Linked DNA regions of Mus musculus: all the other regions are linked to region 1. A link is a loop called in an ENCODE intact Hi-C map of the cell type or tissue named here. Cell type or tissue: left cerebral cortex. All regions are shown on one strand.

Region 1 (8,000 bases):
CATGAAGGATGTTTTGAGGAACACTGTAATGAATCTTTCCTTGGAAAACCAAACCAAGAGCCCTTAGGATTCTACGAATAAGCAACCCAAGACCTAGGGTGCTTTAACCCCAAATGTTCTCATCAGCACAAAAATTTTCTGGAACGCTAGCAAAAGGCCTTTCTGATAAAATAGCCACCTAATTTTTAAAAGATTTACATTTACAATTGTGGAAATGTCTATGGGTATGTGCACCTGAGAGTCCAGAAGAGGGCATTGGAATCCACAAGTTTGGAGTTATAGGCTCCCCAGTGTGGGTGCTGGGAACCAACTACAGCCCTTGCAATAGCTGTGTGTGCTCTTAACCTAATAGGTTTAAATTAATCATAGACCAACATACAATAGGAATACATTATAATTATGGGAAGTCACTACGGAGATTTTTAAGATCCCCAATAACCTGGTTTTGATGGTGTAGTTGTGAACTCTCTTATTTCTTTACTCTCTTTCATTGACTGGTTGGGTTCCCTTAAAACTCAGGACGTGTACGATTTATAAAGAAAATGAAATCTTCATGGAATCTTCCAGTTGGAAGCCTCTTGATTGAAAGCTAATTCTCTGCCTTCTGAGACAGCTTAACACAATTGAGGAGAGCAGTCATTAAAGCAACACAATGTGAGTTTGAGTTTATAATAGAAACAAAGAGCAGCACTTTGCTTTTCTTTCTCAATTACAAAGTATCGAGGAAATGAGACATACACCTAGACAAAGGAAAACAGCAACCCGGAGTACACAGGAGTTTCTTATTTAAGAAAAAAAAATGTGGCGCATAACTTTATCAAGCAGTGGTCACACCACTACTGTATTGTCCCTGAGTTATTTATCAGACAATCCTGTCTGTGCCGTGTTAATTTTATTTAAAATATCAGTCTTGATGGCTTTCGGGAACAAAGGTATGCACTTAACAGATCCAAACCTCACTGTTTCTGTCCCTAAATCTGGATGCAGTGAGAAACACAAATCACCAGAATTTAGAAGGCAAAGCAAGTGGGTTTGTGGGATTTCCCTGCATAATATTGTGAGGTCCTCCTTCCACTTGCTTAGAATGACTGCTGGTGTGATTCATAATGTTTTTAGTTGATGCTTCTAGAATAAGATGAATCTTGGAGGGAGAAATGAGAGGAGCTCTGCCATCAAAGTCCCCACAGGGAGTGCTCATGCCCTTGTCCTTCCCTCCAAGCACAAAAGCTTGAATATAATTGGAAAAGTTTTGTCGGTAAAGTACTCAGTAAAGTACTTAGTAAAGATCTTTCAAAACGTTTGTTCATTTTGCCAAGATTTATGTTGCCCGTGTTTTATGTTTTTGAAAGTTCATACAAATATACAATATATTTTGGTCATGTCCCTCTCCCACTCCCTCCCCACGTTGCCTATACTTTACTTAACAGCAAATCTTAGAATCACAGAGAGAGAGATGCAAAGGTGATCTTTAAAGCTTAGCCTGCATTTGCAAGCCTTTTTCTCCTGCAAGGTTACTTATTTTCCCTTAGGCAAGCCACTTAGCTTCAAAGATTTTCACAGAATCTCGGGCCTAGAACTTGGAATTAGTACTTAAGGTAGTGGCTTGTGCAAACTTTAAACTAAACCAGCAAATCCAAAAAATAATGAAGAAGCAAGCTATGGACACCAGATTTCTATTCAACCTCATTTCCTTCCAACGTTTGAATTCTCTGGGCCCAAACACAGCTTTAAAATTTTAAGAACTTAAATTCTGAGCATGTTTTGAATGTATTGGAATTCCTTTTTTAACAGCGTTACACGAAGACCACTTTCCTCTGGTATTGTAGAAACTAGAACGGTTTCATCATTCCTTGCCTGCCTGTCATTTCCATCTACGTTGGGATAGACACTATTGTTATCTACACAAAAAACGATCAGAGGCAATAGCAAGTTGCTTCCTGAGACTGAAGTCGTGATATAAATAACTGTCCAAAAGCTGTTCTTTACAGCACCTCCTTTCTGATCTAAAACAAACAGAAACAAAACAAAAATGGACTGGGCATGGGTGCCAGATGTTTGGTTTTGGACTTAAATTCCGTTCCCTACTTCTAAGCTTTAAGTATTCGTTATTTCCATTTGAATGGCCCATCATCTTCTTCTAGGAAGTCATTCATGAAGACCACAAATGCTAGAGAGCTGTCTCTTAATTGTGACTTTTATTATCCATCTTGTAATTCTGTTGGAACTTCATTTGATAGGCCAGGAGGCATGATTGGCAGCCTCTGGGGGCTCAGAACCAGTTTCTCTATGAACAGTCTTAAGGGGGAGGGGGGTTCATTAGAGACATAACCTCTCACCCGACAGCGATTTGGTCCTCCTAAGTATGCCACCCCTCCTGTTCCACATGCTCTCCCCTTCTTAGAAAATTCCGCAGCGCTCCAGGCCAGGCAAGGGGTGAGCAGGCATCCTGGGCCAGCGCGACGCCCTCCGGGCACAGGCGCTCAGTGCCTCTGGGGCGGGCACACGGGCCCCCTTCCCACGGCCTCATGAACAACGTGAAGACCAGAACCGCTCGCTCTCTGCGGGTCCTGAATGCAGGGTCTTCATAGCCCTTAAGGTCCTCCTCACAGCTGCAGCCACCCCTCCATGAAAGTGCAATTTGTTATCTGGCTCAACCCGGAGCAGGGAGAGGTTCCCATTGGTCCCGGCTCCAGCGCCAGTCACTTATCTGGTCCTCGGAATACAGACTCTCATCGCCCGCCACGCCACGCGATTCGCGGGCAGTTGGCCTCAGAGACTCTCCGGAGACCCCACCCCCCACGACCCTTTCTCTCTTCTGTGTTTCTCTGTGCCACTGTCTTTGTGTCTTTTTTTTTCCCTTCTTACACACACAGGGAAGGGGTCGCTCTTCACAACCAATGCCAAAAGTGTCACACAAAAAGAGTGCAACAACTTGCTTTGCAAAGGACTGGGGAGCCCCTGGCGAAGTCCCCTGCAGTGAGCAGCTGCCATTGCCTACAAGGTGCTGAACCGGGTATGAATTTGGCTGAAGCTGATGGAGACATAGGACCCGCGTTCTTGTCCCTTCCCCCGCCCCCTCCAGGGACCCTGTCTCAGTTAAAAATCTGTCCCTTCTCGAACACCCTAGGGAGCTGCGAAGATCCTTTGCCCGGGGAAGGGTATGCTGGTCCCAGGAATCCCAGGGTCACCACGGGGACCAGACGTGCTCCCGGGGCAGAAGTCATGAAATTGAGAGAGCCGGCCAATGGCCAGCAGAGGCGGCCCGCAGTCCCTAGGATGCGAGGGCTGCCGCGACCTCGCAGCAGGAGGTGAGCAGCAGCCACCCAGCGCGCCACCGCTGCCACCGCTGCCTCCGCCGCCGCCGCCGCGCACGCCCCAGCCCCGCCGCGCAGCCTGGCATTGCCTTACCGCTGCCCGCAGTCTGTCCGTCGCTGCTCCGTCCGTCTGTCAGTCCGTCCCACGAGCCTCGGAGCGAGGACCAGAGCAGTGAACCCGCAGTACGGGACGTTTCTCAGCGAGGTGAAGGGAAGGAGCCCAAGCAGGCGCTGAGGTGGCGGCAGCCGCTCGCGCCGCCGGTCCTGCCGCTCCCCGCCGGCGGAAGGTGGCTGCGAGGCCGCGTCCTCGGGCTTGCGGCGCCCGAAGCGCAGCGCTCGCCTCTGGAGCGGAGGCTGAGCGCCGGGACGCGGCGGGCAGGGGCGGCGAGGCTGGGCTGGTCACCCGCCCCTGGGTGCATGTTAATACGGCGGGGAGGAGGAGTCCCGCGCTTCCTCCGCCCAACCACGGGAGCCGGCGGGCGGGCGGCGGCCACGGCCAGAAGCCAGGCGCTCCCACCCGCTCCGGCTGCTACGAAGTGGCCGCTGGCCTTGGTCCTGGCCAAGGCACGGGCGTCCCGGGCCGCGGGGAGGCGCTGGCGGCTCCCGGAGGGTGCGCTCGCGCCCGCTCAGCCTCCGTCCGCAAGTATGTCCGCGCCTTCCCGGGAGCGGACGCCAGCATCTCAGCCCGGAGCCAGGGGCCGCCACCCGCTAGTGGGCGTGACCTATGCGTACCCTTGCGCTGTATCTTGGGGGGAAGTAAACTTCCGCTCCTGACTGCCCAGCGTTCTTTCCTTACTCTGCAATTCTAAGTAGAGAAAGCAGACCTTGGCACAGGGTCCATCCGCAGACCCTGTCTGAGGGCAAATGGTTGTTGGAAAGCTCTCCTTCTCTCCATCCTCGGAGCCCACAGTAGAAGTAGCCCTTGAAGTCACCACTTAGGAAGGAGACACATGGACTCATGCATCATAGAAGGCTTAAAACCTGACACCAACACTCAAAACCGTTCTTCTTTGGCTACTCAGCTTTCCTCATCTTTACAGCTCTTGGACAGGTTATATGGATTAGATTAACCAATGTATTTTTCATTCATTCACTATTTTAATGAAAGAAAAGAAAAATGAATTCTGTTCCTTCTGTTCTCTGGCTTTAGTAATATTCACGTTTGTGAATATTGAACACTATACAACTAAGCTCGGAAGGAAGGAAGGAAGGAAGGAAGGAAGGAAGGAAGGAAGGAAGGAAGGAAGGAAAGGAGGGAGAGAGGGAGAAAGGAAGGACCCACCAACATCACGGAAGGACCAGGGTAATAGGCAGGTTAGCTGAGAATTTAAAAAATAAATAAAACAAAGGCCAACATGTCACTCAATTACGAACTCGCACAGTGCGGTGCTCTTCTCAATACTACACTAGGCATTAAGTATGACATTCAGGATCAACATTAGCATGCTAAACTGGTTAATTGTGGCTAATCGCTATCTTCCTGTTCATTTCCACTCCCAAAAAGAAATGGCATGTTCAGAGAGAAAACCCTTTGTTCTTCAGCTCCCAGGGACGACATTATGATGAAAAGTATATAATCTTCTTTATGTAATTGTACCCAGAAAGTTATAAGACTTAGCATCTGTTTTGTGTGCTATCTAATTATAAATATTAATAGAATATTCTTTTAAAGAAAACACTTCTAAAAATGCACGGAAGTGAAAAGCAGTTTCCATAAAAATATGACTCAGATAAATAATCTCCACAGTTTCGCTAAGTGATTTTCCACTAAAGAGAGAGAGAGAAATTAAGCTACTAAACAGAGGTAAACTCTTGGCGTTCTAACAAATATCCCCAACCAATTCAAGGATGACAATGTAGGGATGCTGCCCTTCCTATCTGGCTTCCAGAAAAGGCTTCTGAAAAGTCTTCATAAATAGAAAAGGGCAACTACAGGGGTTTTACAGGCTTAGAAATATGTTGAATCCAAAGATATTTTAAAAGTAATGCCATCTATTACAGAAAATATTCATAATTATTAAGCCTTAACATAAATTAAATAACTTTAGTGAGAACAAAATAACTTACAACTTACCAGAAACCAAAATTCTTTTGTGTCTTCATTGTGAATAGGTTTTTTTTTCATACAATAAATTCTCTATACCTCAATGGTAGAGTATTTGATTTCAGAAAACAAAATTTGAATGTCTGAATAATAATCTCTATACAGTATTACTTTTGTGAAGATCTTCCGAGTGTAGTGTGATAGAAATCAAAAACGATTAAGATAAGTGAAAACTGTTCTTCAGAAAGATAGGCAAATCTTCCAGAATTAGAGAATTGTAGTTCAAACCCAGTGTCAGTAGCAGGCAGGAATTGACACAGTGCTCACAGGGAGGAATCAAGAGAGCTAGAGAGAGTTTAGATTGTTATCACAGACTCACGAAGAGAGAACGTCAATGGTTTGTTCTATTCTCCCACCAATGGACCATGACTTATCATTGGCTCAAGTGTCTGAACATCCAGGCTTCAAAGAGGCATTGACTGCTTGGCTGTACCAGGAGGAAGAAGAATACATTTGAGTCTTCTGTGTCCATGTACATGGCTATACCAGTCTTTCAGACGACATGGGATTAGACATAGAAAATTCATCAAAATAAGATCAGAGAGTTCATAGAAGAAGAATTTGATATTGGATTAAAAAAAAGGATAGACATCTAGTCCATTGACTGGCTATTGAGTTTGCATTATAATTGCTATATGTGTGCTTAAGAGGTCACCTATTCCTGCAGTCACTTTGAAACAAATAATATTTTATAAGGAGAGCTGGTAGCATTTGTCTTTGTTGTTATCCATGTGCTTGCTTTTGTTTGACTTTTAAAATGTTACTTAGTATCTACCATGTGAATAATTATTTATATAAGTAGAATATAAGCCATGCACAAGCGAGAGCTAGTCAGCTGTGATCCTTTCTGTCATAGTGTGTTAACTGAATAATGCATGAAAAGATGTCCCCGGTCAATGTTGCCTTCTGTGGGAAAAGAAACTTTGTAGATAAGATTGAGTTAAAAATCTTGAGACAGAAAGATTATCTGCCTTTATTTTTTGAGTCTTTATACGGACAATGGTCTCTATCAGATGAGGGTTAGGGAATGGAAAAGCAGGAAGCAGAGGTGGGATTCTGCAGTCTGTGAACCCTGTATTTAGAGGAGAACAGTCATAAGGAATGTATGTTTCTGAAGCTTACAAACCAATAGAGGAACAGCTTTCCTCAGCAGCCTCTAAGATAGAGTGGTATCTTAGGATCTCAATTTTAGCCCACTTCACCTGATATCAGACTTCTGACCCGCAGAGCTGTAAGATTACTTGACATGTCTTCTAGCCACCAAGTTTGTAGTGATCATCAATAGTAGCCAGAGACATGTCATATAAACACTTCACCCAGCTGCACACTCCAGTTCCTGAAGATGCACTCTGGTGAGTAGGCTGCATGAGAATGCTCTCTAACCATGTAAGTCCCCCCAAAATATTTATCCTCTTCTGGAGGATAAACATTCTTTATCCTCTTTATCTATTCTTTATCTTCTTTCTTGGTGTTGGCTAAGTCAGCAAACATGATGGCAAGAGCAGGACATTTGAGACCACAGGCAGACAGATTTCCTGCTGGGTAATCTCTCATTTTCTATCTAAAGAAAAATGGTGGCATTCTGCCTTGACCATGGCATGGTGAAGCAGGTAAAAAAAAAATACAAGTAAACAACCACACAGTGAAAGAAAAACCGAAGGACTATCTGAAAAGTAACCATGAAAGACGTGAGTGTCTATTTTAACTGGGAACTCTTGTATATCTCCTTCCAGTCTTTACATCTCCACTAGGCTTAATATTTGTGAATCCCAAAACCTGCTAGGAAAATCCACCTGAATTTTTCCAGATACCTCGGGATTAATATATCATCTACTTTCCCCTTCTTTTAAACTGATTTCTCTTCCTGGCAATGGGTTCAGCACAGAGGTAAACCACTTGCTCAGCATTTTTAAGGTCTTTTGTTCGAGGCAGTAGTGAAAATTAAAAAGACTTATTGTATTCACCCATGACGATATCATCCACCAGGTCACCAGGACTTACAACAGAGAACTACACAGTACAATAGACTTCACACTCACAAGTCAGCCTCCATCCACAACCACGGTTGGCCTCTTCCTCTGTTTAAACAGCTCTTGAATCCATCTTGATTTCCATTTCTAGTATAGAAACCTATTGGGCTTCCATAGCCTCCTACCTAGGCACTGTAATGTCTTTCTCAATCTATTTTCTTTAATGTAGATTTTCCTTTTCTTCAAAAACAATGGTATCACTTTAAATATGTATATTAAAACAGAGTTTTGGCCATACAATTGTAGTCACAGTTATGTATCTATGTGAAGTATAAGTCCTCATCATGATGCCCTTGACATGCGCTGGCTTCTTCCTTCTGATCTGAACCTGTGCCTTCACGGCTTGTGCATTTTCTTTCACAAACAGAACAGCTCTCTATTGTACTATTGATGTGGCGCCGTCTTGTCATACATGCAATGTGGTGTTTTGTCATACGTGTATGGTAGGATTATCTCAAGTCCTCTTTGTTCTGTTTCTTCTTTGTTGACTAAGACTTATTTCAAGAGCGGCTCCTGCCGGGCGGTGGTGGCGCAAGCCTTTAATCCCAGCAC
Region 2 (8,000 bases), 200 kb after region 1:
TCCTGTGTTCTTGCTTTCAAAGGGGGCCACATTTTCATTCTCTAAACACCAGTTCTGTAATGATAAAACTCCACAGTATCACAAGACTCACACAGGTACTGCCTGTTCCCCAACATCTGGTGCACACATCTGCCTTAAATTTTTCTTCTAGAAATTAGGGCATATCGCACCTCCTTGTTATCTCGCATTCTTATGTAACAACAGACCTGCAAATTATTAAGGAATCGTGTCATATAACACTTCAAGTGGCCAGTGTGACAGATCTGAAACACTCCTAGCTTGTGTGTGTCTATATTACTTTGTTTTATCTTTATGAAGCAATCTCTATTTTGGTTCTTTTAAGGTTTTTAACAAATAATCATCTTGAAAACAATTTTTCTGGAATATATTCAATTTTCAGTCTGAGACGCTGGAATAGGGACAGAAGTGGTGTGTCTCCTCCAGGGAAGGTGACAAATGTTACGCTTGCTCTCAGTGACACTTAGATGTTTACACAGTGATCTGGAGAGCTTGCCCTTTAACTGTAGGGTTGGCCCCAGCATTCAATGAGATTTAGCTGATGCTCTCTCATTTCCTTGTTTTTGAACATTATATGCAGGCTCCCAGGAAGTGCTGTTAGAACAGTAGAGAGAGCTCTCTGATGACCAAAATTATCCTGCTACCTAAAATAACATCCACTCTGCCAACCCCTGCTGTAATGTAACAGTGTTGAGGGAAGGTTAAAGGGAGAGCGGGATGGGGCCGGACTCTATAGGAGAGAGCTATAAAAGAAGGCTTTGAATATGCTTATTTTTCACTAACCTTACCTGTCACCAGCTTCAGATGGAACACACCATTTGGGTAACAGTAATAACTAGTTACCAGCCCACTCCAAACACCAGCTCTTGGGAAGGCTTACTTCTTGTTGCATTTTCTTTCTCTGTGTCCTTCAGTGTGTGCATTGGCCTTTTCCACAGGAGTTGCAACTTTGTCGCCCACTGCTGAACCCCTCTCTCATTCTTACCAGAAACCCCTGAGTACCTCTCCTCAGTAGCAGGCAGGTGGACGATGCTGATGATTGTGATATTAAGAGGCTAATTAGCCCTGGAGAACAGTGGCAGCCCTGCTGCTCTGCATACATAGTCACAGTGCAGAAATTTATCCATCGCAATGTTACAGGCTGTTCTTTTTTACCCTGAGAGGTGAAAACAAAACAGGAACTAAAAATGGAGTGTGCAGAGCCATCTGGATCTGATGTGGAACTGACAGGATGGGCTGGCAACTTCTCTCATCCTTGTCATGCAGGGGGGAGGCACTGAGGACTCATTAAGCACTCTCCATGCAAGCAGATGGAGATACAGAGGAAAGGCTATGCTATACGTTCTTTGTCAAAGAGCCTTCACCTAAAAACACCTAAAGGCGCCCAGAACTTTCTTTTAAGTGAATATGTAGAGCCATTATGGGTGTCTGTATAATAGGAACTATGGAAGAATTCCTTAAAGAAGTTTGTATGTGAATTTTTTGTGTTGAAATCAAGAGCTACTAGAACATACAAAAGCATGCTAGTTTGCTTAGGCTCCTGAAGTCATTGTGGCGCTGCAGGGCTAAACAGACTTTGAAAGAACGTAGTGTAGGTTTAGGTCTTAGGTTGACTGCTTCTAGATGGATGCCACTGGCCAAGTTCACACTGAATCTGAGCCTCAGGTCTCTTCTCTGCAAAGCGAGTATAGCACTACCAATGTTTGCCTTTCTTAAGCACCAGATGAGTAGTGTGAAAGCGGCATAGCCTAACAGCTCTATGGTGACTTGGTCTCTATTGTTTGAAATAGAAATATTTTACTTTCCTAATTGTAAATCTATTTTTTTTCAGAAAAAAAATATAAATATATAAGACAGTAACAGTGATTTCTGTTGTCAAAGAATTGACTGCTGCTGTATTCTAATGGTTTGCTTGATAGAGGTTGTTTGCCCCCATTTACAATAATAGCATCATACTACACATCTTGCTTGTGAAAATAGGTTTTAATTTAAGGTTATGTGCGAGAATGTAAGCTACTATTATTTTCACTGCAGAAAAGGAAGCAACTGATTTGAAGCCGAAGAAACCACAAATACAAGCAGCATATGGCCTTCCCTCACTGTGTCAAAGTGAATTATTCATGAGCGTTTGTCAGAAATATCCGGCGCTACTGAGTTGTTCTGGAACAAAGAGTACAAATTCTAGGCAGTGATAACTCTGCGTGCAATTCAACTTGTTTTTACTTTCTATCTGGCCATGAGGCAGAGCTCTCTGTGCTGGAGCCCTTAGCATGTAGATGAATGAGCTTCAGCCAATAGAGTATGAGGAAAAGGAAACACACTCGATCCTCTCAGGTGATTGGTAACATGTGTGTCCTTGCTGTGGCTCCCTCTTCTGCCCTGTGAATGGAAGGAGCCTCAGACGCGGGTCCACCTGCTGCCAAGCACATGCTGGCCTCAAACTACATGAGTAAGAAATGTGCTTTCACTAGCCTACTGAATTTCAAACGTTTATATTATAGTAGCACCCTGGGCCTAGCTTAACTAACGAAGCTTTCAGCATACTTCCAAGTGACAAAATACAGCCATTGCTCAGTATTCATGGGAGATGAAGCCAGGACAGCAACAGATACCCAAGTCTGCAGATGCTCAAACTCCTCATTAAAATGTCCTTGTATCTGCATAGAACCTAGACGTTACAACCCTACTTCTATACATTATATTTTCTGTAGATGATGTGCAATAGCTAACATGGTATAGAAAAAGTGCGCAGTTCCTCCACTGCACTGCTTGGACAATAATGGGACAGAAGAAATGCTGTTCGTATTCAGTACAAGGATAATTTCCTCAAATGATTTTGAAGTGCAGTTGGTCAAACCCCCATAGATGTAAAACTCTCCAGTAGGGTTGTATAGACTGAAAACTGGAGTCAATCCAAAACTTTCTTGACTTATAGAAAGAGCTGGAAAACATCAAGAATTTTAATTTCAGAAGTAAAACGAATGAATTTTAATCTCTGGCACAAATAAGTTTCCTTCTACTTCCTTATTAAAACTTCTTAAATTGCTATTTTCAGAGATGAAGTCTGAATCTAAAATTGAGACTGAAAATGCAAATATCTCTACGAGAGGCAGCAACACGTTTATTTTACCGTAAGGTGTGAACAATGGATATAATTTTTAGAGCTAAAATTCAGGGAAAGGTGAAAAGAAGCTAAGAGACACAAAGACCCTGGCAGCAAAAGGAACGCATAATGAAGAGAGAAAAATAAAAAGAAAGGAAAAGGACTGTTCAAAGGTCAAATACCTCAAAGTATGTCTGAGAACAACTGGATGAAATGTGTCAATCAAAGGCACAACTATTAGTCTAATAATGATCATGAATGGAGAAATGAATGTCGGAAATTGTGAAGTCTGAGGTTTCCTCTTACTTGCAACCTAACAAATTGCCTTGACATCTTGTAGGAACCTGTGAAAGATACAACACTGTCAGGTCAGAGACAGATCACTGTGCACAGGGTTTAGCAGACCACAAACTTCATCCTGCTGTGCCAGGCACCAAGGAGGAGGGTGCAGGAGAAAGCCAGTGGATGTGACACATAGTGAACGTCACACCTCCGCTCAGGCAAGCTGTGCTTAGGAAATCTTCAGACGTTGGCTGTAACCAAGACCAAGAGATACTTGTCCCGAAGAGAGACACTATCTTTATTACACAGAACAGCAAGTGAATCTGCTGAGCGCTTCAGAAAAGGCCAGCTCTTCTGTTTTCCAAAGGTGCTTATTTGACACTACTCCTTGGAAAGAGAGCTGAAGTGCCAGTTCACCCAGGACAAGCAGAAACACGGAGACACCCTGGAGCATTGTCTCAGCTATCCCAATGGGTCATAGCTTAGCATTTCATAGGGGGGAAAGCACTAAAGGATGCCAGTGACTCTAAAGAAAGCTGGTGGTAGAGCCTCAAAGAGATGCTTAGAAATGTGCTGTGGAGAAAGCCCCGTGTCTTAGAATAAGACTCGAAATTCAGTCGGGACTCTTTCAGTTACTACCTATTTGACTTTGTGAAAGCTGCATGGTCTCAAGTTTTTCATCTTAAAGGCATAGAAAGATACATATTATAGAAAGATATGCATTATCTTTACATATATAGAAAGATATGTACTATTTTACTAATAATGCATGGTCTAGTTACTGCAGGAAATAACCATAAATAACCACATGTAAGTAGAGCAGACTAATACATAACACACATTGCTATCTCAGTACTTGAAACATTAACAATTCACTAAATAGCCATATGTATTTCATAGTGTTCATAGTTCATTTTCTTATATACATATGTTTATATATGTACATATTCCCACCATACTTTTATCCACTTACAAGTTGTATTATTTCTCAATTGTTTAAATCTGTCACTTTATTTTTAAAAACTGTATGTGTGTGTGTTGCACAATTTCTCCCCCCCTCCTGTTTGTAGTTTCCTCCAATGGACTGCTCAAATAAAGTAAGTCCCTTGTTTTAATATGAAAATAAATCATTGTCTCAAAAGTAAATCTTTCCTTTATTTCTGTATTTCCAGCGCCTGAGATGGCTGTCTTTGCTAGTGTCATCCAGTTTAACACGGAGAAAGCAGTCCTGCTTATGAAGGGCCTCGAAGGCCAGGTGTCCATAAATATGACACGTGATGAGAGTAATGGGAAACTGGAATCTCAGAGTGACATAGGCTGTGTGCGGCTTCTGATTCTTTAGCATGGAGAGGCAATTAAGGGAGGATGTCTCAATCAGAAAAATCCTGATACTAGTCGAGTACTAAGGGCTCAAAAATCTGAACCCAATGAAATGTGATATAGATCTCTGCAAGGTTTTATTTAAATATCTATTTTCTTCCATGTGACAACTTGAAAGCTTGTCTTATACATCTTTGGGGGAATCATGAAATGTTTTCTTATCTGCTCACATGCACATACCATATGGGACAAATTCAGTGTTAACAAGCAGTTTAGAACTCTTTTCTACAAGCTACAATGTGCAGTAGTGTTGCACCTTTCTACTATGGTTGTAGTCCACCATGTCTGGACAGCATTGCCGGCCTTGCAGCAAAATTGAGGACCCTTTTAGCTGAGCCCCCTCTTTTCCAACTGATCTGGGGAGCCCGACCCCTAATCGTTTACCTGAGGAATGTCTCATATTCTTTGGCAAAGTTATGGGGTTCACCATCCTGGAATGCCTCACCATGCAAATGAGGTATCCCCAGAAACTTAACCCTCAGATAATGAAACTTCACCCTAAGAAGAACCCCTCCTACGCTCCGACGTTCATATACACAGCCTTGATTCACCCCGAATAAAGCTTATACATATAAGGTGTTTTGTTGATTATCATCTAAGAGAGCTGTTTCATTAAATATCTTCTGTTACACTGAAGAACCATAACACTAAAATCCTCAGAGAAGGCCTCTATCCCCCCACATTCACTGCTGAACTGGGATCCTGCTAATCAACCCATTCTTCACCTGGTACAACAGTGCCTAGATATTCCATGGGAGGAGCAGAACACCAAACTCAGGTTTCACTCCACCCTTCCCCATCAGGGGTATACAGCAGTGCCTGGACACCCCAGGGGAAGTAGCAGAAAACAGAACCACACATTACTGCTAGCTACATTGACACAGCAAGCTATCTGTGGTCCATAGACATCTGTGTATACTGTTTGCTCTCCTTGGATGTCTCTCTGCTCATCATTTGTTATAAAGCAAAGCATTATTCATTCTCTGGTCACAGTTTAAGTAGCATGTTCTTCAATAGGCCTTTTGGGAGTATGTAGGCTGTGCTGCAGCTATGTTAGACTCTGAGTCTTTATGTTCCTTCAGTACACTTGAACTCTCTGAGGGTAAGGTCAATATAAGGTGAATATATTGGCTCACTCCTGTCATCCAAGGATGTGGTGAATCTTTGGAAATAGAAGGTACTTGAGAAATGTGTTAGTTTTCCATGACTGCAATGAAAATATGAGATAATTCAGCTTCTAAAGAGAAAGGGATTGTTGCATGGATTTCAGCCTGGGCTCGAGTGGCTCAGTTGCTTTGGGGGCTGCGGAAAAGCAGCAGCAGATCATGGTATCCTGCGTGTGACCTGGTAAAGCCATCTACCTTATTAATGGAAAGCAAAGAGTGAGGGACTGGGGTCCCACAATCTCACAGTAGGATTAAACCTCCTATTAGATGTCACCTCTTAAAGAATCCAGCACCTCCTAGTGGTGCCAATCTAGTGGTCATCCCTTCAAATGCATGGGTTTGGGGGGATTTTGTAATATTTCAACTATAGCTGGCAGTATACTATATAAATGTGTATTAATAGGAAGTCTTAAAAATTGTTCTAATTTGTTCAAGAGGACCAAATCCTTACGATCATTGAGCAAATGTCCTCTCTGAGCCTCAGTGAATTTGGGGGCACTTTTTGAGATAAGGTCTCCTGTAGTATCTTAGATTGGACTAGAGTTTACTATGTAGCCCAGAGTGTCCTAGGCTACTGTCTGTCCTCTGACCTCAGGCTACTGAGTAAAGAGATCACAGGCATGAGCCACTATGCCCAACTCCCAGTTCAATTTTGAAAGTTAAACATAATCATCATACTCATTATGAATATTCAAACACATTTGAAAGCTCTTAGCACAGAGCACCTGGCATATAACAAATGTCCAGTAAATGTTAACTATCAATCAGAAGCCAATTAAAGTCCCTGTTGGCCACAATGGAATGAGCTGCTCAGCTCCTGTCTGAGTCAGGGTTTCTATTCCTGCACAAACATCATGACCAAGAAGCAAGTTGGGGAGGAAAGGGTTTATTTGGCTTATACTTCCATGCTGCTGTTCATCACCAAAGAAGTCAGGACTGGAACTCAAACAGGTCAGGAAGCAGGAGTTGATGCAGAGGCCATGGAGGGATGTTCTTTATTGGCTTGCCTACCCTGGCTTGCTCAGCCTGCTCTCTTATAGAACCCAAGACTACCAGCCCAGAGATGGTCCCACCCACAAGGGGCCTCTCCCCCTTGATCACTAATTGAGAAAATGCCTTACAGTTGGATCTCATGGAGGCATTTCCTCAAATGAAGCTCCTTTCTCTGTGATAACTCCAGCTGTGTCAAGTTGACAAAAAACTAGCCAGTACAGCTCCTCTATAGGAGCATGTGTCTCCTGGCTACCAGCATTCTGGGTCTACATTGTGTTAACATCCAAGCTCCTGTTACCCTGGAGTTGTCCCTTCCATGGGAATGAGAAGTGGCCATCAGTACAGGGCCACTGTTACAGAGGAAACTGGTCTTGAGGTGTTTCAGCCAAAATAAAAGTTTCTTTAGACTGATCTATGATCTGGTTCTCTGCCTATCTTTCCCTCTGGCCATGTCTCTTCCACAGAATAAATTGAAACTTCTGCTGTTCCTTCCTGTTGTTTTCATGAACCTTCTCTGGCATTCCACCAGCAAACACAGGCATGACTTTATCCTAAATGTCTTATTTTAGGAAAACAAAAATTAAAACAGGAGGACTAGAATAAGTAGAAAGGTGAAGGACTGAAGAGGGGTCTGGGGGACCATTTGATCATACCCAGAAGACAAGAGAGACATATCCCAAGTTGAGTGTGTATACGTCAGTGATGGTGTACAGTACAGTCTTGCTTCTACAGATCTCTGAAGTGTTCTAGCTTCAAAAAGTATCTTGGGCAAAGAGACACACTTCAAGGGCAATGGTTCAGGAACCTGGAAGATAAGGTTCACTACAAAGAGGGCAGAGTCATCTCACAATTGTTAAGTTGTATTGAGGTCCCCAGGAAGAATAATGAGGAAGAGGTGTCACAAATAAATGAATGGATGAACAAGTGATACATACATATATACATACATACATGAATACATAAATAAATGTGAGAGAGCCAGAAGATCTTTCTGGTTTATTTCAAAAAGGTTTATCATCAGTTACAGTCTGAGAGAGCAGAAGCTAGACTCATGACAA
Region 3 (8,000 bases), 370 kb before region 1:
TTGAATTTTTGTGTTAACCTGCAGAAACAGGTAAATGATAAAAAAGATACATTATTATTTAAAACATGTACAATCTACTACTGAAAATTCTCCTGCCTCTGTCTCCTGAGTGCTACAACGAGAGGCATGTGCCGCCATGTCTAGCAACGGATTGACATCTTAAGGCTTGGGTGTGATGTGTCCCAGAGAGGCTACTCACACCCTCTGATGTCCCCTGAAGGTCATTTGCCAGCCTGTGGCGACACACTGAGAGGTGATGGGACATTTAGGACATGGGGTCAGATGGGATGAGTTTGGGACACTGATGCTTTCCTAGAAATACTGGTGCCCTAGCTCTCCTCTCTGCTCTCCTTCATGGCAAACCCAGAGTCAATAACTTGACTGTACCATACACTCCCTACTATGATGCTTATCATGGTCCCAAACTCTAGAGGCACTGATCACTGATAGAAACTGCTGAAACCATGAGCCAAAAAAATCCATATTTGTTTCCTAAATTTATCCATCTCAGGTACTTTGTCAGGGCAGTAGAAAATGAATGTAAGCAGTAAACCTTTAAAGAAAAAAAATCTCTCAAGTCAAACTGTAGACCTTTTACCTTCTAAAGCTGCAATAGCTGCTTTTCTGCTTGCTGATGATCTTGGCAGAGAAGTATGCGTCCCCAGGTGCCATGACAACAGCAGGGGGGGTGGGGGAACAGGTGAAAACGAAGCTTGGAAACCTGGCTGGATTGAGAAGCCCGAAGCTATGGAAACCAGATACAGGCCACATTTGACAGACTGCAACTAAGATCCAAGACGGGGCTGCCTAACGAGACTGTCAGTGGACGATGGTGCCGCAGTGGCAGACAAACAATAGGGGATGTCAACAACTGGAAACGTTAGATTCTATAGTGCTAAGTACCCAGGGGTGCCCTTTAGACAGCTGATGATCTACCATTGCCATTGCAGACAGTAAGAAGTGAAAGCTTTTGGCAGCATGGGTCTCTCTTCTCCCCTCCAAGTTTGACAGTTCTCTCCTAGTTGGGCCTAGTTTATGACTCATTTGCATACAAACACCAGCACCCAACCAGGGCCCACCCAACTATACAAAAAGGAGTGCCCGAAGACTTTTCACCAGCCCAATTTCCAGCTGGACTTGGCTCCTGGCCACTCCTGCTTTCTTTAGAAGTAGAAGTCTGAAGACTTCAGAGTCCAGCTCTTGCATAAGTCCAGTTCTCAGGCAGGGGCCAGGCTCCAAGAGGCTTGTCAAGACCCACTAAGGACTGGCCCACTGAAAACCCTTCTAGACCGAGGAACTTCTGCTCTGACAGCTGCTGCTTCAGCTGTTAGCATGGAGACTCCTGCAGTCCACCCTTTCAATTAAGTTCGCTCTTTGACAATTTCGTGAATGTACATAATGGAATCTGATTATTTCCTTCCTTCTCACTTCTCTCCCATCAACTACCTCTCTTTCCCTACCAGCTCCTTCCTTAGGACCATGACTCTTGGTTTTGTTCTGTGATTCCCTTAGTTCAACTGGGGCCATTGTGACCATGGAATGGCACTATCCCATGGAGCCTGGTGGGGTCACTGGTGGATGAAGCTGAAGACAATGCTGAGACGTGACAGAGACAGGGGACAGACAGCATTGTTATTCTTACCTGTGATCACGCTGTGCAAGGTCTGCTCTGGGCTGGCACTTAAGACCCTGTAAGGGCTGAGAGCCGTGACTCTTGATGCTGCCCTCTTGGCTTGGCACTCTGAAGCCTGCTGAGGTGTAGAGCTTCAGTGCCACCAACCTCTCCCTCGTGGTTGGCATTCTGTTGCTATTACCTTGTTCAAGGTCCTACTCTCACATTTAAATTGTTCCTATGTGGTAAACAGAAGCCCCCCTGGTGTGCCTTCCCCTCTCTGCCTGTTTGTTCCATTCCTTAAACAACTACTATTATTTTATTCCACATGTGGGTTGTTTTGTCTATCTGTATGTCTGTGCATGTGTGTGCCTGTGGAGAGGTCAGAAGAGGCCATCTGATACCCTGGGTCTGGAGTTACTGTTTTGATCTACCACATGGATGCTGGGATTGAACCTGTGTCCTTTGAGAGAGAAGCCAGTGCTCTTTTCACCCGAATCATATCTTCAGCTCCTGCTCACTCCATTTTTGAAGGGAGGTTAAGGTAATAACTCAATGTAAGAATTGAGTAACATGTAACAGAGAGAGGCAACACAGCCCTATCCCCTTAACGAAGAGGACAAGGACGAGCGACACACTTGTCACTCACCGTATGGAGCAGCTGTTCATCAATGTGACAAAATAGTGAGGAAGCTCAACTTGGCTCATGATCTCAGAGGCCTAAGATCATAAGTGGGCTCTACCATCAGGCCTATATTGAGGCCAAACGCTTACTACAGTGGGGAGTGTGGTGGAACAAAGCTGCCTACTTCAAGGCAGCTGAGAAGGGGTGGTGGTGGTGGAGGGAGAGAGACAGACAGATAGAGAGACAGAGAGATAGATGGGAGAGAGGGACAGAGGGGAGAGAGAAAGAAAAGGAGGAGGAAAGAGAGACAGAGAGATAGATGGGGGCGGGGAGACACAGAGAGAGAAATCTATCTATCTATCTATCTATCTATCTATCTATCTATCTATCTATCTATCTATCTATCTATCTAGAGACAGACAGAGACAGAGACAGGCAGGCAGACAGACATAGAGACAAGAGACAGAGGGAGAGCAAGAGCAAGTGAGCTGTGGTGTCAGGGTTCCAGGGTTCTAATATCTGTCACTTCCTTGGCATGTCTTCCCCCTGTAACTGAAGTTTTTCCCAGAGACCTTACCTCCTAAGGTTCCACCATGTAAAACAGTGCTAAAAATCTAGGGACTAAGCCTTGGGCATGGGGGCTTGAGAGGGTGGATATTTAACACACCGACCACTGTTCCTACACCGCTACAACCGCTGCTGTGGCACGGCTGTAGGGTCTACGGCTTCCAAGATCACTCCTGATGTCTCCCCTGACAAGTCTCCCTCTGGAGAAGTCATCTTTCCTGTCACTCACTGCCTGGCTGTCTGAAGGCTGAGGCCACGGCTGCCCTCTCTGCGGTGGCATCTGCAGTCCCTGCACATGTCTCTTCTTGCACAAGCAGGGTGCAAGAAGAGAACAACGGAGTAGGAGAGACTTCATTTGTCTTCAAATTGTGAAGACTGATCTTGCCTTTAATCTAACTGTGTGCAGGCCAGGAAACGGGCTGGCAGTACTGCTCTTCAGCCGGCAGAGGGAACAGAGGGTCTGAAATTCATGGTAAACCTCTGGTAATGTACTGTCTGTCTTAGAGTCAAAGAATGAAACCTACCTGCTTTCCTGCTTCACACACACACACACACACACACACACACACACACACACACAGAGGGCGGGAAGAAATCAGTTTTTGAAAGAGTTATTGACTGGTCATTTAAGACCAGAAGGACATATTTAAAAAGTCACATGGAAATCTTTACCCATAGCAAGGTAGGAATGCAGAAGCAAGATACAAGCGATCTTCACTACCACATCATCGCCTCTGTCAGCTCTTAGATCAATTCAGAGATTATCACTCACAGAAAGGAAGGGGCACAAGTGTTTTGATGCAGCTGTTTGCTGATGCTGAGCCCTCTAGCCACATCCCAGATACCTTAAGGTAAATTGTGTGAGCCTCTCCTCACACACTCCGGTCTCTGAAACTTAAAAGAAGAAAATGAAAGAAAACCACCCAGGCCTTTTAGAATCAAGTATTGGTTTTAAAATTGCCCAGCTAAAACACAGCACCACTTGATTACAATTGCCTCTTTGCTGAAGCAAAACACACACCGAGCTCGAATTCTTCCTCTGCCTCGCTTTGGAAAAGATGGGGGATTGCTGTGTTGAGGAATGTAATTCACAATTCAGCCTTGTTATGGGGCCTGGCATTCCCATTAGGCGTAAATGGAAACCACACAGCGAATTTTCCGCAAGCTAGATTTACTAGGGAAAAGCATTTCCAAGATATCTGCCTCCCGGCTGAAGCCAAAGAGCCCTGAGTGGTCTATGGAGAACACATATCCCCGTTACCCACTGAGTTCTCCACTCTCTCTCCAGGGTCCCACAAGGATTATCATGCCTTATGCTCTGCTGTGATAAGTAAAGGGATATCAGCATTTGTTACTGGGGAGATGGAATGCAGTTTGTAGTGATAGGTACATGATGCCGAGTCAATGAGCAGATGAAAAGCCAGTGAACTATACATACACTATAAATGGGAGAATTGTATGAGTGAGAATTATTTCTCAATAGGGCTATTAAAAAGAAAGGGACTTCTCTTTCTTTGACTACAACAGTTAACTCATATAATGACATGCATGGTGACACCTGGTCTCACTTCTTCAATGTCATTTGACTGCTCGGATTAGTTGGACCTTTTTTAAGGCTTCCACTTGGTCTCTGTTTGTTTTGCTACTTTCCCTCAAACTCTAACAATGTCCAGATGGGGAAAGGAAACACTGCAGCATGCCGAGCGCATCCTTTCCTAAGTTTGCTTCAGGTTTGGGGACCTTCTCATGCAATCACCTGAAGACCTAGTCCTATCTGTGGATGAGCAAACCAGTCACTGGGAAGTTTGACATCGTGGAAACTGAGAAAGCAGCATATGCAGAAAGGTCCCTGTCACCTGCTCTCATCCCCTCTTTCTTGAGTTCAGCCATGGAAACATAAATTTTCTTTAGTTGCTATGGATGTCCTATGTATTAGGCTATATAAATGTTAACCAGAAGTACATTGTTATGGGGTCTCATTTCCTAAGAGCGTCAATAATTCAAGATACAGAGAAGAAAGGAAATACAATGGAAGTTTTTGGCACAGCAGTTGGTAGAGTCATCATTTCCATAGAGATGAAAAACCCCTTTACCATCTTATGTTTCCTTACCCCAATAAACCTCATTGAGAAAGAAATCCACGTCCTGTACAAATCTATTGAACTTTGAAAATGCTCCTTTGCTTTCACTATCACAGGTGAGGCACACGGCAGGGTTGTGCAGCTCTGGATTCCCACCTGCCAGGTCAACAAACAGCTTTTTTTGTTTTGTTTTTGTTTTTTCGAGACAGGGTTTCTCTGTGTAGCCCTGGTTGTCCTGGAACTCACCCTGTAGACCAGGCTGGCCTCGAACTCAGAAATCTGCCTGCCTCTGCCTCCCAAGTGCTGGGATTAAAGGCGTGTACCATCACCGTCTGGCCAACAAACAGCATTTTAAGATCTGTGAATCTTCTTATTTTGCCTTCATTGTCACAGACAGAATCTGTCTAGGTTCTTGATGTTTTCCTCTTCCAGTGCTTTGGCTGTGCACCCTCCCGTGGCCTTGGATGCCGTTAAGACGAGGTCAGGGTTAATAGTCTCAAGTTGTCTCTGCAGAGATGAGTCATTTTTCTTTTGGTGTTGTCATTTCATCTTTGAGCATTTTGACAATGTGTTCGGCAGTGGATTTCTCTCTGTTTATTATTTGGAGCTGACTGAAATTTGTGGCTATGTAGGTCATCTGTGTCCTTAAACATCTCCTTTCTGGTCCTCTCTTCCTGATACTTCTCGCTGTGTTTCTCTGTATGGTGAATGGTGTCCCACATTTCTCTAAATGAGAAGGCAGGCAATGCCTTCTTTTTAAAGGCAGAGTCTCATGTAGCCTAGGATTGTCTCTAATTCACTTACATAGCCCAGGCTAGTCTAGAATTCACACTTTTTGCCTTTTCTGCATATTTTTATTATTCAATAACTACATAATCTTTGGATGTTTATTTCCAAGTTCTCCGTTTTCGGGAGCTCAAACTTCCCTTTGCGTCTGGTTTTCTTCATTTAATGAGACATTGCCTTCATACATTTTATTCTTCAGTAATTATCTACATTAGTTCATTGAAAATGTTCATGGTAACTGCTCCGATGGCAGGGTCTGCTAGAATAGCCATTTAGGCTCTTGCAAAAGGAATTTTCTAAACTGAACATGTATATCTCTACCAGTAATTCCTGCATTCAGGAGGCTGGAGCAGGAAGACTGGGAATTCTAGACTAGCCTGGGCTATGTAAGTGAGTTAGAGGCAATCCTAGGCTACATGAGACTCTGCCTTTAAAAAGAAGGCATTTCCTGCCTTTATTCTGCTGTGGTTCTATTATAGGTGGACCAGTATCAAACAGAAACTTTCATGCTAAAGTACTTACCTTCAGTACCTCAGAATGCAAGTGTATTTGTACACAGGGGCTTTAAGAAGGTCACTAAAAACAAATGGTTTGATTGGCTTGGTCTCTAAGCCAGTAAGATGCAAGGGTAAAATTACATGAAGCTGCTTGTGGGAGGAGAACAAGATACCCATCCAGGCTTCCTAAGGAAGCAGTTCTGCTGGCGTCTTAATCTTGCAATGACAGTATCCAGAGTTTTGATGTATGTTTTGATTGTGAGCCTAGCCTTTAATGGCTGACCCATCTCCCCAGTCCTACCATCCAGAATTTTAAGAAAACCATTTCTGCTTTTTAAGCCTCCCAATCTCTAATGCTTTGTATTACATATCTAGCAAACCAACACAGGGCTACTTGTCCCTGCTTCTTTGTGTGTCTTTAAATTTTGTTGAAATCTTGACAGTTTTGCATAACACATGGTAGCAAATCTATTTGTATCTTCTCTATTCTACAGAGTTGGTAGTGTTGTCTTTGGGATTTCTATGTTTAGTGGCTGGAGGCCCATCCCCTGCCCTACTAGGTAGCCTCTTGCTTTTAAGCTAATATCTTTTCCCCCATTGGATCTGGGTTTTAATATGTAGCCCAGGCTGTCCCAGAACTCATGACCCTCTTATCTCTGCTTCTTGAGCAATAGGATTTTGTGTGTGTCACAGTACCCAACTTGTTCCTGTTGTGTAGTTTGGCTACCCACAGGTTTCTCTTCAGTCAGCATACTGGGCATGCATTATAGAAAACTTTCTCAACCATGTGTCTTTTCACTCTTTATTGTATGATCTATAAATGACTTACTGGCTGTTATCACAGATTAAGTAGTTCTGTGTTCACCTCCACTTCTTGTCAGGGAGTGCTAGCCCAGATTTCCCCTTTCACTTCTAGGTTGGATTTCCATCCCCCCAGCCCTCTGAGAAGGCACTGTCCTAGGCATGTTTGCAGACTTTCAGGCAGATATGAGTCTGTTTGTTCATTAACTTTACAGAAGTTGCCTCTGGCTAGGAGTAGCTAATGCTTTAGATTTTGGTGATAAGCCTCTGATACCAGGGCACACCCTGCCCTGTGCTAACTGACACATGTGTGGTTTAGACAGGCTTTTCGGCTGGCTTGTGCTGTGTCCTAATTCGCCTCTGTGACTACAGCCTAGCACAGCAAACAGCATCCAGACTGAGAGGGTTATAGGGCCCTAGGAGGTTCTTGTGGCTCTCTCTTTGCATTGTTCTCTCCCTTGAGTTGCTTGACCTGCTGTTTTGCTTTTTGCTGCTTGCATCAAAAGTCCTCGAGTGCCTCCTTAATTGCTCCCACCATGATGTTTACCGCTTTAGACAACATCCTTAGGCACGGAGTTCTCCATGCTCTACATAAAGTGAGTTCCCTCTGGCAGAGCTGCAAGTTCATCCTTGAGGTCCGTCATCTCTGTTCCTGGGCACCCTCCGCTGTACATTTTTCAGTGCTGCAGGACGTAGGGGCTTGCTTTTCCCCGTAGTAGTCTCTGGTGGTATGTGTGAGTGTGTGTGTGAGCATGTTTTCTTTATGGTTTTTTGGTGTCCTTTCTGGAGGCAAAACCTCTATGTCAATAATATGGGAGAGGGTGACCCAGACCTTACATACTTGGGGTGCTATCTATTCCTAGGGTGAACTTATGTCTTATAAATGGGCATGAGGTAAAGAGAAGAAGAACACGGTGTCTGTTTTCTTTTTTTCCCCCACCTGGAATGAAATGCGGCTGAAAGAAATGAGACACAGTGGCAGCCCTTCATTCCCAGGGTAAACCATGGCCCCAGTCAGGAAGATGGGAAAG

Evidence for each region. Hi-C counts contacts between places; a loop is a spot of excess contacts. Peaks named below come from ENCODE experiments on the same cell type or tissue, not always from the same donor. Only the 100,000 strongest peaks of a DNase experiment are listed, where the experiment ranks them.
Region 2: a loop joins it to region 1, with 6 times the contacts of the local background. A loop is called at or near these places in 5 of 42 quality-filtered maps.
Region 3: it touches region 1 in a loop (2.8-fold over the local background); 5 of 42 quality-filtered maps call a loop at or near these places.

Annotation. Positions count from the first base shown.
Region 1 is chr17:69,965,079-69,973,078 of GRCm38, reverse strand. It overlaps a transcript of Dlgap1 not described here. Among named protein-coding and RNA genes, the nearest start is that of Gm36594, 45 kb to the right of the region's middle. In left cerebral cortex, a CTCF peak has its summit at 3,922; DNase peaks (open chromatin) are centred at 2,648, 3,015, 3,425, 3,853 and 3 more places; H3K4me3 peaks cover 3,401 bases; H3K27ac peaks cover 2,254 bases.
Region 2 is chr17:69,763,449-69,771,448 of GRCm38, reverse strand. No RefSeq gene overlaps it. Among named protein-coding and RNA genes, the nearest start is that of Gm36594, 160 kb to the left of the region's middle. In left cerebral cortex, no CTCF peak of the experiment used is centred here; DNase peaks (open chromatin) are centred at 1,231, 2,174 and 3,622; H3K27ac peaks cover 2,575 bases.
Region 3 is chr17:70,337,366-70,345,365 of GRCm38, reverse strand. It overlaps a transcript of Dlgap1 not described here. Among named protein-coding and RNA genes, the nearest start is that of Dlgap1, 83 kb to the left of the region's middle. In left cerebral cortex, a CTCF peak has its summit at 3,231 (motif pointing right); a DNase peak (open chromatin) is centred at 3,244.